Regions from separate parts of the Mus musculus genome. Here region 1 is linked to region 2. The links are chromatin loops, found by intact Hi-C in ENCODE. Cell type or tissue: left cerebral cortex. All regions are shown on one strand.

Region 1 (5,000 bases), 64 kb after region 2:
AAAGCAATTATACTCTATCGACGCCTTTGATCTGACTATTAGACGCTCTACAGAGATTGGATAGAGAGCTGAATTCTTTTCCCTTGCCAATGAGTTTCTGGGCTCTGTCTGAAGAGCACCTTTAAGATCTCTTTAATCAGGACAGTAGGCAGAATCAATGGGGAACCACTTGGCAAGCACCCGACATGCAAGATGCTTGACGGGAGAGAAATGAATGAGAACTAGCTCTGGATCCCATGATTTGTCAATCAATCCCATGCCCAAGGAAATTCCAGCGACTCCATTACAGGAATAGAAGAAGGTTTTCCTTCCTTTCCTTTTGATTGTTCTTACAAATATCTCCCACATGCATAGGGCTTTCATTTCAGAGAATCATCTTAGGCCTTTTCTTTTTAAGAATAATCCCTGTATAATCTTACAAGTAGACGTTGCGTTCTCCTATCTGAGACTATCCATTAACTGCATTAAGAGAGTTCTGATTTTGATGTGTGCTTTAAGAGTGACCAAACCATTCTTTGCCTCTCTTCTGCATACTCTCATGGCGTGTACAGTGCCACCGAAGTACCCAGCTATATTTAGGATGCCTATGCCCAGGGAATTCGGGAGGCATCTACCATGATACTTCTAACTGGCTTCATGGGGCCTCACCCTTCATCTGCCACATGGAATCCATTCATTTGCTCACACAGATTTTATTTGGTCTAAGATCTAAAGTCTACATTTTTTTCTAGACTAGAAGGGTTTGGGTTCTCTAAAGCTAGAGACCAGAATAAAAATCCCAGAGAGGCTAGATTAGAGAAGATAGATTCTGAGTGTTTATATTCTCTCAGTATCCAGAAAACCAAACTTAAGTGTAGCTGCCAAATTAAAAAAAAAAAACAGCAACAAGAACAAAAATATAGAAAACGTGCTTGAAACTCCCCCCCTGACACACCCTGCCTGTGTTTAGGTAGAGTGAGAACCAGAGACAGAAGGATTTGAGAGGAACAAGCATTCTAAGTTAAAACTAAGCTGTACTGTATGCAATGGTAATCTTAAAGCATTGTCTGCACAGAATTTCAATATAGAATATAAAAGATGAATGAATTTGCAAGCTTTCAAGTGAAGGCTCCATGTATATTTAAAGCTCTCTGCCTCATGCGAGAAGGTCGGCATCTTTAGATGAAGTGGGTCCAATATGACTTAGTAACTAGCTTTTAAGGACATACTTTCAGCCTGTAAGTCAAGTTACTTTTTATTGTTCGTAGGAAATATATTTTAGTGCCTTGTTTTAGATTTGGATTAATAATTAACTGGGACCTTTCCCCCGATTTTTTTTTTACATTGTACCTCTTTTTCCAGAAATAGCTTCCTATATAAAAAGATTTTTAGCTGAATGTTCACTTGAATTGAAGCTTTAAAGCAAATGTTATGACTGGAAATAGAAATTAAGACGTTTCAGTCACTAAAGACACAGTGCAGTGGGATCCAAGCTCTTCCTGGGGAGGGAAGCCAATCTGCTCCACAGGAGCCTCTGTCTCCTGTGGCCCTAGGCAGACCTCCACGGTGCCACTTTGAATAACTGGATAGATGATGACCGTGACATGGCTTTAGCATCATTCCATGTGGCTTCAGGCTTGTCAGCACGGCAAGCTCAGAGTGGGAGGGATGCCAATGGGCCTTTCAATAATCTGGGTCAGCACCCTAGGGATCTCCTAAGGCCAATGTTTCCACATGGACCAGGCTGCATCCTGTAGACCAAAGTACTACCCTGCAACTCAGAACATCTGCTGGTAGAATATGAGAAGCAGACTTGGAGATGAATTTTGTCTGCTGATGCCCCTGTGTAGAACAAAGGGGGAATGGGGACTTGGATGCAATCTTTTGTCAGAATTGCTGTAATGTTTTGGGCAATGGGTGTTTGTTTGTTTGTTTGTTTGTTTTTTAATGATGGCATTTGGCAAGTAAGCATTGTGCCTCTACTGGGAGTCTCTGGGACTCTAACACGTAGATTCAGAGCAGACTCTATCCATGACTGTTAGGAACTTACTGTAAGGGGAAAGATGTAAAAACTGGGGGCCAGCAGGCTGAGGGATTTGCTACCAAGCTAAGGACCTGTGTTGGGTTTCTGGAATTCACATGGAAGGAGAAAGCAACACAGACACACATACACACACACACACACACACACACACACACACGTACTAAAATTATTTTAAATTACCAAAACAGATGACTAATTCTAGATCATTATAGTTCATAAATATTTTAGCATAGCCCTATTGGCATTTAAGCCAGATGAATCTTCAATGTATGGAGCTTTCTATACATTATACAATATTAAACAGCATCTTTGGCCTCTACTCACAAGATGCAGGCTGTAACCTCCCACCTAGCTGTGACAATCAAAAATACCCCAGGTATTGTCAGATGTACCCAGAAAACAAACCAACAAACATTTCCAGAGCATGGAACAAGAAAATCAAACCTGAGTTGACAAGAGCTGTTCCTAGAAAGCGCTATGGCAGTTGTGTTTAGGTCTGATGAGGTACTGGGAGCAGGAGGAGAGAAGGGAACAGGAGAAAAACAACTGAGTTGTCTTAGGTTTCTCTGCAGGGTTCTCTGCCTTTAGTACCTGCAGGGCGCATCAAAGGCGAGCAGCAGGCCCACTCTATGAAAAAAAGCACAAGTTAACTGTGTAGAGGGGTACCCGGCACTAGGTTCAAAATCATAATGCATATTCAAGTGTCTAGGCTTGGTGTTTCGTCATCGGGTTTGTGTTCTTGGACATGGTAGAGCTAACGAGGCATCCTCCTGGGGAGGGTAGCCTCAGGAAGGCAAGTGTGGCTTGGGGGTCACTCTCCCCTGTGTCTCCAGGCAGAGTCCATCACTGCCTGGATGGTGACACATCTGCACTTCCCCTACCAGCTTCTGAGCTTGGCCCACTGCCAAGGCTAACCACCCCGATGATGGAATCGCTTCCTTTAGCTCTCTCTGCTTCCCTGACCCCTTCCTCCAGTCTGTCTTCTGGTTCTCCCTACCTTGTCTCCCGACCGGCTTTACTCTTAGGCAGCCATAGTGGGAAGGAAAATGATTCATAAATGTATTTATTGTCACTGTGTGTGGGTGTTTAAGACGTGTGTGTGTGGGCACAGATTGCCAAGGAGCGCATGCAGGGATCAGAGTCAGTGCACGTCTCGAGAGTATGCATTCTGAAGACTGAGTTCAGGTCACCAGACTTTAGCAACCAATGCCCTTACCTGGAAGCTCCAGGAAAACACTTTCCATCCTACCTTCCATTCCCAAGAAAAGACTCTTTGTGGATTGGCACTGCGTCTGAGGCCGGAACCAGTCACTGTGCACCCAGGTACAGAGGGATCTGATTGGCCAGTATTAGATCTCAGCAAAGCCCTCTCTAAGCACAGGTAGAATTAACCCCAGTCCAACAGCATAGATCCAGGATAAGGCAGCAATGTTCTCCCTAGGTAATCCAGACACTGGTAATAGTGAAGAAAAACCAAGAGCAACCACTATTATAGAGGAACATGGTGTCTCCCACTATCATTTGTCTTATTGACCTCCCCAGCCACAGTGCGAGCCTGCCGAAGTCGGCTCCACAGCTGGCAGGTACGTGCTTGACACGTGGAAATCATTCAGTAGACTCTTCGGGCAACTGCTCAATCCATGAGCCAAGGATCTGCTACATTTGGTTGTTGTGTTGAAGGTCAGGACCACAGTCTCCTTGTTGGTACCGAGGCAGGACATGCGGCTGAACAGTCCCCGTCTGCTGCTGGGAAAACCCTGGAAACAGTCGTCTTCCTGAGCTGAGCTGAGCTGAGCTGTCTGTCATAAGTGATAAGAAGGAACTGGGGGACTCACAGGGAGCTCAGGAAAATGCACTTGTAAAGATTCTCCATAATTTGGTGCTATCATAGATTTATTTATAGCACCAGAGATTGCCAGAGAAGAATGTGCAGAGACCCACTGGTTGCCATGTTACCTGAGATAACATATGTGTGACACTTCCCATTTGTAAGGCACAGACCCAGATCAGGGAGCGAGTGCCGTTTGGGGGAGGGCACAGTGAAAGCATGCACACATGAGACATAACTTGAGATTTACCGAGACACTGGTTATTTTCATCACGGCGACCGGGGACAACAAGGACCACCTTATGGGAGATAGGATTTTTGGCTTGCAGTTTGAGAGAGCACAGCCCATCACGGCGATGAAGGCGTATGGCGAGTGAGTGTGGCTGGAACTCCGTACATCTCAGTGGGTCAGGAAACGGCCAGCACAGGGAGCCTAGCTGTGTGCTTCAAGGTGTATCCCTACTTGTCCCTCTTCTTCCCATTATACCACATATCCCAAGTGTTCCACAAGCCTGCACCTGGGTAGCATGTGTCAAAACCCATAAGCTGGTGGGGGCATTTTCTATGCAAGTAACTATGAACTAATTAGATGAAGCTAATATAATGTAGGGCACACCATGGAACCCATAGCAAACCACCTGCTCATTTGGAGACCTGTTGCCAGATTGCACACTGGTGAGCATAGGGTCATGATAGACGTAAACGCGTGTGCCTTGCTTCTCGACCCTCTCAAGCTTTTTGTTTCAAGTAAATAATAGTACGACAAGCCCTGCACCAAACTTAACATTTCTGGAATGGGACTAAAGTACACGTTTTGCAGGTAAATTGTCCTTTGCCTGGGCTTCGGTTTGCATTTGGCTCATAAAGACAGCAAAAGCCAATAGTGGGTTTTCACTTGGAGCTATTTCCAAATGTTATGTCAGAAATTAGCTGTAAGTGTTAGGTTCTCTGGAACGAGTCAGCTTTCGAATGCTGCCCCGTAGTAAATGAAATAGACTCGGGAGAGTGCTCCCCTACAAATGAGAACCCCAAAAGAAAAATGTGCTTTCCACGTAACTTTTGCTCTATTGTGTGAGGAATTCCACATGAGGGAAAGCCAGATGATGAGCCGTCTTTCCCAGGGGACATATGAAAAGGGGCGAGAGTGGA
Region 2 (5,000 bases):
CAGCAAGCAGATACTAACATGACAGCATTCTGTGTGAGAGTTTTCTATCCTTAGAAACCTAAAAGGGCCGGCCGAAATGTGTGTGCCTGTTGGGTTGAGGGACCATGGCTGAGACACCCTAAGGAGTGTCCAGTGCATGCATGCTGCAGTGGGCTGTCCTGATGGGGCTTTTCAACGACACACCAGCTTCTCACCCACTCCTCCCACTTCGGCTCTTCTGTCCCTTCTTCCCTGAGCTCTGTCCTTTCCCTTCAGACCCCATCTCCAATCTCCCATGTTGTTCCTTCTTCATGGAGCTTCGGTCTCCTCCGTCCTGCACACACTCCCTTGTCTAGGATACTCTCCCACAGTGTTCTTCACCTCCCCCTCTATTTATTGCTCCCCTAAGTTTCCCCTGGGAGTGTTGCTTCTATTTCTCCAACCAGCACGTGCTGACTTGGTTATCATTACCTTCTCTAAGCAAACTCGCATACATAAATCATGAAAGACGTCCACTCACGTGTGCATGCACAATCACCTGAATGACACACTTTCCCCGGAAGCTGTGTGAGAGCGGAGGGCATCACACCCCTACCTGCACCTCCAGTATCTTCCTCAAGTTGGAAACATTTGCTTTTAGATAGCAGTGGCACACTGTGGTGGCCTTGGATAAGATAACGTCGCACTTGCCAGCAGGAGTTTAAAGATTTATGCCCGTGGATCAATCCCATTAGCCACCGACAGGGACTACAGCCAAGATCAGGAGCAGAGCCAAGGGCTGACAAGGCAGCAGGATCCTCTCCTGCCGAGTGGCCCTCAGCCCTTGCTATACCTGCCAGCTTCCAGCTAATCAGAGCAGTTTTGGAACAGGTGTTCTCTGTCCTGCATCCTGTTGCTTGAGAGCAGAGGGGAAGAGTTTGCCACCTGGTCAGAATTTGTATAAACAGATGCTAGGAAGAAAAGGCTTGGGCTGCGTGCTCTGTCAGCACTGTGCTTTGAGCAGAGACCTCTCTGGCGCGTAAGGGTCTTCTGCACATGCGCTGTGCCCTTCTGCGGTCAGCAACTCAGCTAGTTCCCGAAGCGGATTCTCTTAGCCAGTGCGTTTCTCCTGTTGAAGTCGCCATGACGTCAGTAGGACAGTGATGTAGATAGAGGACCAAGAAGCCATTCTCTGTGTCATTACTCTATGATTTCCATTTCCTTTATGGCATTATGACAATATCATCAACAGACCTCCATAAGACTTCAAGGGTCCAGGGAGCCATCAGGCCCAGTTCAAGTGTGAAAGCAGACTATCTTAACTAGTTTAAGCCTGGCACTGGCTCCGCCCTTGGCCACAGGGTACCTGTTCGCAGAGTTGCAGACTCAGACTCTGGTCTACCTCTGTGACATAGAAACGTCTCAATAATGGTGATTGTAAGATGGGAAACTAGAGTAACAATGTCTCTGCACATTGGGAAGAACGTGAGATCACAGGAACGGCATCAATAATTAATATCACCTCCGGAGTCAACAGCAGTTAATATCGCTGTTGATTGTGCTGTATCAAGCATTCCCCCTGACAGTAATACAAGCCTTGCTGGTAGGCATTCTCTGTTTTCTTCACTGTCGGCTGAAGAAGCTGGTTCTGGCAGATATGGGGAGCAGTAAAATCATAGTCATATCAAACATTTACGACGACATAGCATCCCCATGTCCCTTCTAGCACAGTCAGGTCAGAATAGAATTCAAAGCCTGGTTTTCACAACCACAGAAAGGAATAAAGTGCTCTGGGGAAAGAGATAATTAATTCGCAGAAACTCCACTCTCTTTTGAGTATTAAAGTTATCCTTAAACTTCTTTCTTCAAAACAACGTAGCAACCGCTTTCCGCTGCTCCCCCTCGTGGAGATGCTCAGAGCTCACAGGTTGTTGGGAGTGGTCAGACATTGTCCAAATCAGAGCTGATGGATGGGGTACCATTCACATCTTAGCCAGAGTATGTAGTGAGTAATGGCATGTTTCTACCAGCAGATGGCAGTAAAGTGTCTTGACAATGGATGTTACCTTAATGCTCTCAGTGATGCCACCAGAGCTATAAGTAAGTGGCTTTCTATGTGAGAAAAGTGACAAAGGTGAGGAGAGTTTAGGTAGTGAAATGATAGAGTAAGTGCATATGTTTGTAAATATGGAGACTTTGACTGCAATGACGTCACCCTCTACATTTGTCATCTGTTCACAAGCATCCTCCTAATCAGAGTCTTTCATTTTCCACACCCGAGTAACTTACTCATGACTCATGGTACCTCCCTGACATAGCTGTAACCTGAGGAAGAGCGAGTATGGGCTTTCCCTGTCCCTCACGAAGCCAATAAAGCAAGAAGCATTTTTTGTAAGATTTAGAGCAAACCTGTGGTTCTCCTGGAAGTTCTGCACACAGTAGGGCCACTCGCAGGTGCGCATTTTACCAGCAGGAGCGCCTCCTTGGACCAGTTTGGAGCTTTAAAATATGCATCTGACTCTTACGTTCTTCCCAGCTCTTCTTCCCTGAGGACGCCTGTGCCTTGGGAGGAGAGGTTGTAAGACCAAAGATGTCTCCTTCAGACCAAGCACTGCAGAGTCTCTGACTCTCTGTACCTTGAGCAGTTGTGGGTGTCTGTGTGGATCACTGTCGACTGCCAAGGGAAGCTTCTCTCTAGGGAGGGTTGACAGATGCACTAAAAGGGGAAGGGAGCTTGTAAGAAGATCAGAGCAGGAGTTAGCGACAGGAAAACAGTGTCTTGGGGATACCGTGGTGCAGTTGCACGTGTGGATTCACAGCAGCTGAGGCGTCACGTGCAAGGTCTGTACAAGCTCACGCAAAACAAAAATCCAGCCTAGAGAGGAGAAGAGGGCATGAGCGCCCACCCCCATCTCAGCAGCTATTGGGAAGTAATAATTGCTAAAGGGGGCATATCAGTTTTCTTCAAGAGGGCAACCCCCGGTGAGTGGACCACCCTCCAGTGAAGGCCACATAGCCAAGAGTATGTGGGCAGCAGAGACTGGACTTGGTGGATTTTTAAGAGAGGCTCCATTGGGTAGCTGGGGGCGGAGGGGGGGGGGTGTTGGTCCCAGAAGGAGCTGTGGAGGGGTGTATCTCATCAAATTACATTGTAAGAGGAAGAAACTGTATCTGGGAGGTGCATCACCCAAGGGAACCTATAAGAAGAGACAAGAATCTTAAGTCCCTAGAAGATTCAGACAAGCTACAGTGGATGTAAGAAGCCTGCTAAGCCACTGGGGAAATCTGGGACGTATTTGGTCCACATTTAGAAGAGGTGGGTTCTGTTGTTCAGTCCCCCCCGAGAGTCACCGTACAAAACTGTAGGCACTAGGTGAGGTGAACTTGTATCAATTCTCTAAGGCAAGCCCCGTGTGTGTGTCATTTAAAAGAAGCACAAGTTGTAGTGAGCTATGCAGCTGAGTCATTTCTAAATTCCACTCAGGCAAAACCAGTACATTTATAGGTTACAAAGTGTCCCTTAAGCCACCAGTCTGATAACCAGTTAAGACAGAGGTTTCACCCGTCCAGTTTAAGACCTGGCTCTCTGGAACGGCTAGGATGACTAGAGAGATGCTGTTGGCATGGCGACATGTGTGGCAATAACACATTCCAGCAGCACCCCTGTACTGAGGCTATTGTAAATAGTCTTGGTAACTTCTCTACCCTTCTTGACAGTTCAATGAGAGTGGGTCACTGGTGGCTTTTGGGAGGCCAGCCTAGCATTTACTGAATGTTGGTTACTTTCTAACGGGGAGGGAGTTCTAGGTTTACATCTTGAATTAAGATCATAACAACCAACCCCTTCATGGAAAACCAGGAAGGCTGAGGCACGAGGCTGTCATTGTGTCTAGCCTATAGGATAGCTTGTTGACCATAAGAGTCTGGTTCCACAGTTCTGTATGCATGCCCCTCTCTCCTGTCCACATCAGATGTTCCGGAGGTGGGCCGCTCTTCAAATGGCACAACCATGCCACTTAGCAGTCTCCAACTCTCCCCGACCACGCCGGTGTGGCACAGTGTCCTGGGTCATGTGGCACGTCTGACTGCATGCCAATCACCTCGGGTCTCCTCTGAAATCCCTCTCGTCTTCATGTGCCAGCAGACATTCTTTATTCAACCTCTGTTTTGTTTTCTTTTAATCTCCTCTGAACCCCAGCAGATCATAAATCCTTCGCTAGATGAGATTTCCAAATGATGGTGATAGATGGCCTTGTCTTTTGTCTCCTGACAAGCTTGGCCCTGGCTGTCATCGTCGCAGCAGTGGAAGGGGCTGTATCCTAAGAAACACCTAGAAGTACTGCCCAGGAAAGAGAAAAAGAAGGAAAAAAGGCCACAGCTTCATTCTCCACTTAGAGTCTGAACTTCCACAAATGAGTGAGGCTTCCTCAAGGTTTGCACAAAAGAAACACGCAGGGAGGGTGATAAATGACACCAGTAATGACCGAGAATTACCTTTAATCTGCAACAGCTCAGAGGCATCCGCGTGTGATGGGGGAGAAGGGGGGACAGCAGGACCGCGCAGGGATTTGCAGAATGCTGTTATTTCCAATTCTGCTGAAATCCCAGCCCCGCTGAGAGATTGATAATGGAACACCAAAGGAGGGGGGTGGGGAGCGGGAAGGACAGGGTGTAAATTTACTCCAGAGCTGTCCTGTGCTGTGGATTATGCCAAGAAAGTCTCTAATCTCCTGCTTAAAAGACATTTTATTATATTTCAAAGGTAAATTGGGCCATTACTTTGGGGCTCTGTTCACAGCTCACCAGTTTTGTTTCTTCCTGTAAGCAGTGGATGTAGGGCTGGTGGTTTTCATTAGCCTGTGCCAGGCCCAAAGTCTCATCCTCCTGGGATTCCCTTTGGATCAAGCAAGCTCCTGAATGTCCCTCGAAAACCTAGTTCAGAGAATGACAGGAATGTGGTGGGGGTGGGGGGAGAACCCTAGACACTGTAGGTAGGAATGGAAAATGGTATCATTATTCAAAATAGCATAGAAGGTCCCAAA

What was found. Hi-C counts contacts between places; a loop is a spot of excess contacts. Peaks named below come from ENCODE experiments on the same cell type or tissue, not always from the same donor. Only the 100,000 strongest peaks of a DNase experiment are listed, where the experiment ranks them.
Region 1: a loop joins it to region 2, with 2.1 times the contacts of the local background. A loop is called at or near these places in 2 of 42 quality-filtered maps.

What each region holds. Positions count from the first base shown.
Region 1 is chr10:119,866,268-119,871,267 of GRCm38, forward strand. All of the region lies in intron 1 of Grip1 (glutamate receptor interacting protein 1), which reads left to right. Among named protein-coding and RNA genes, the nearest start is that of Grip1os1, 16 kb to the left of the region's middle. In left cerebral cortex, no CTCF peak of the experiment used is centred here; a DNase peak (open chromatin) is centred at 3,053.
Region 2 is chr10:119,801,845-119,806,844 of GRCm38, forward strand. The region is part of intron 1 of Grip1 (glutamate receptor interacting protein 1); the gene reads left to right. It overlaps Gm51815 (a long non-coding RNA gene), which reads right to left. Exons shown (of 3, transcript XR_003949037.1): 3 at 1-5,000. Among named protein-coding and RNA genes, the nearest start is that of Gm51815, 15 kb to the right of the region's middle. In left cerebral cortex, a CTCF peak has its summit at 1,988 (motif pointing right); a DNase peak (open chromatin) is centred at 1,989.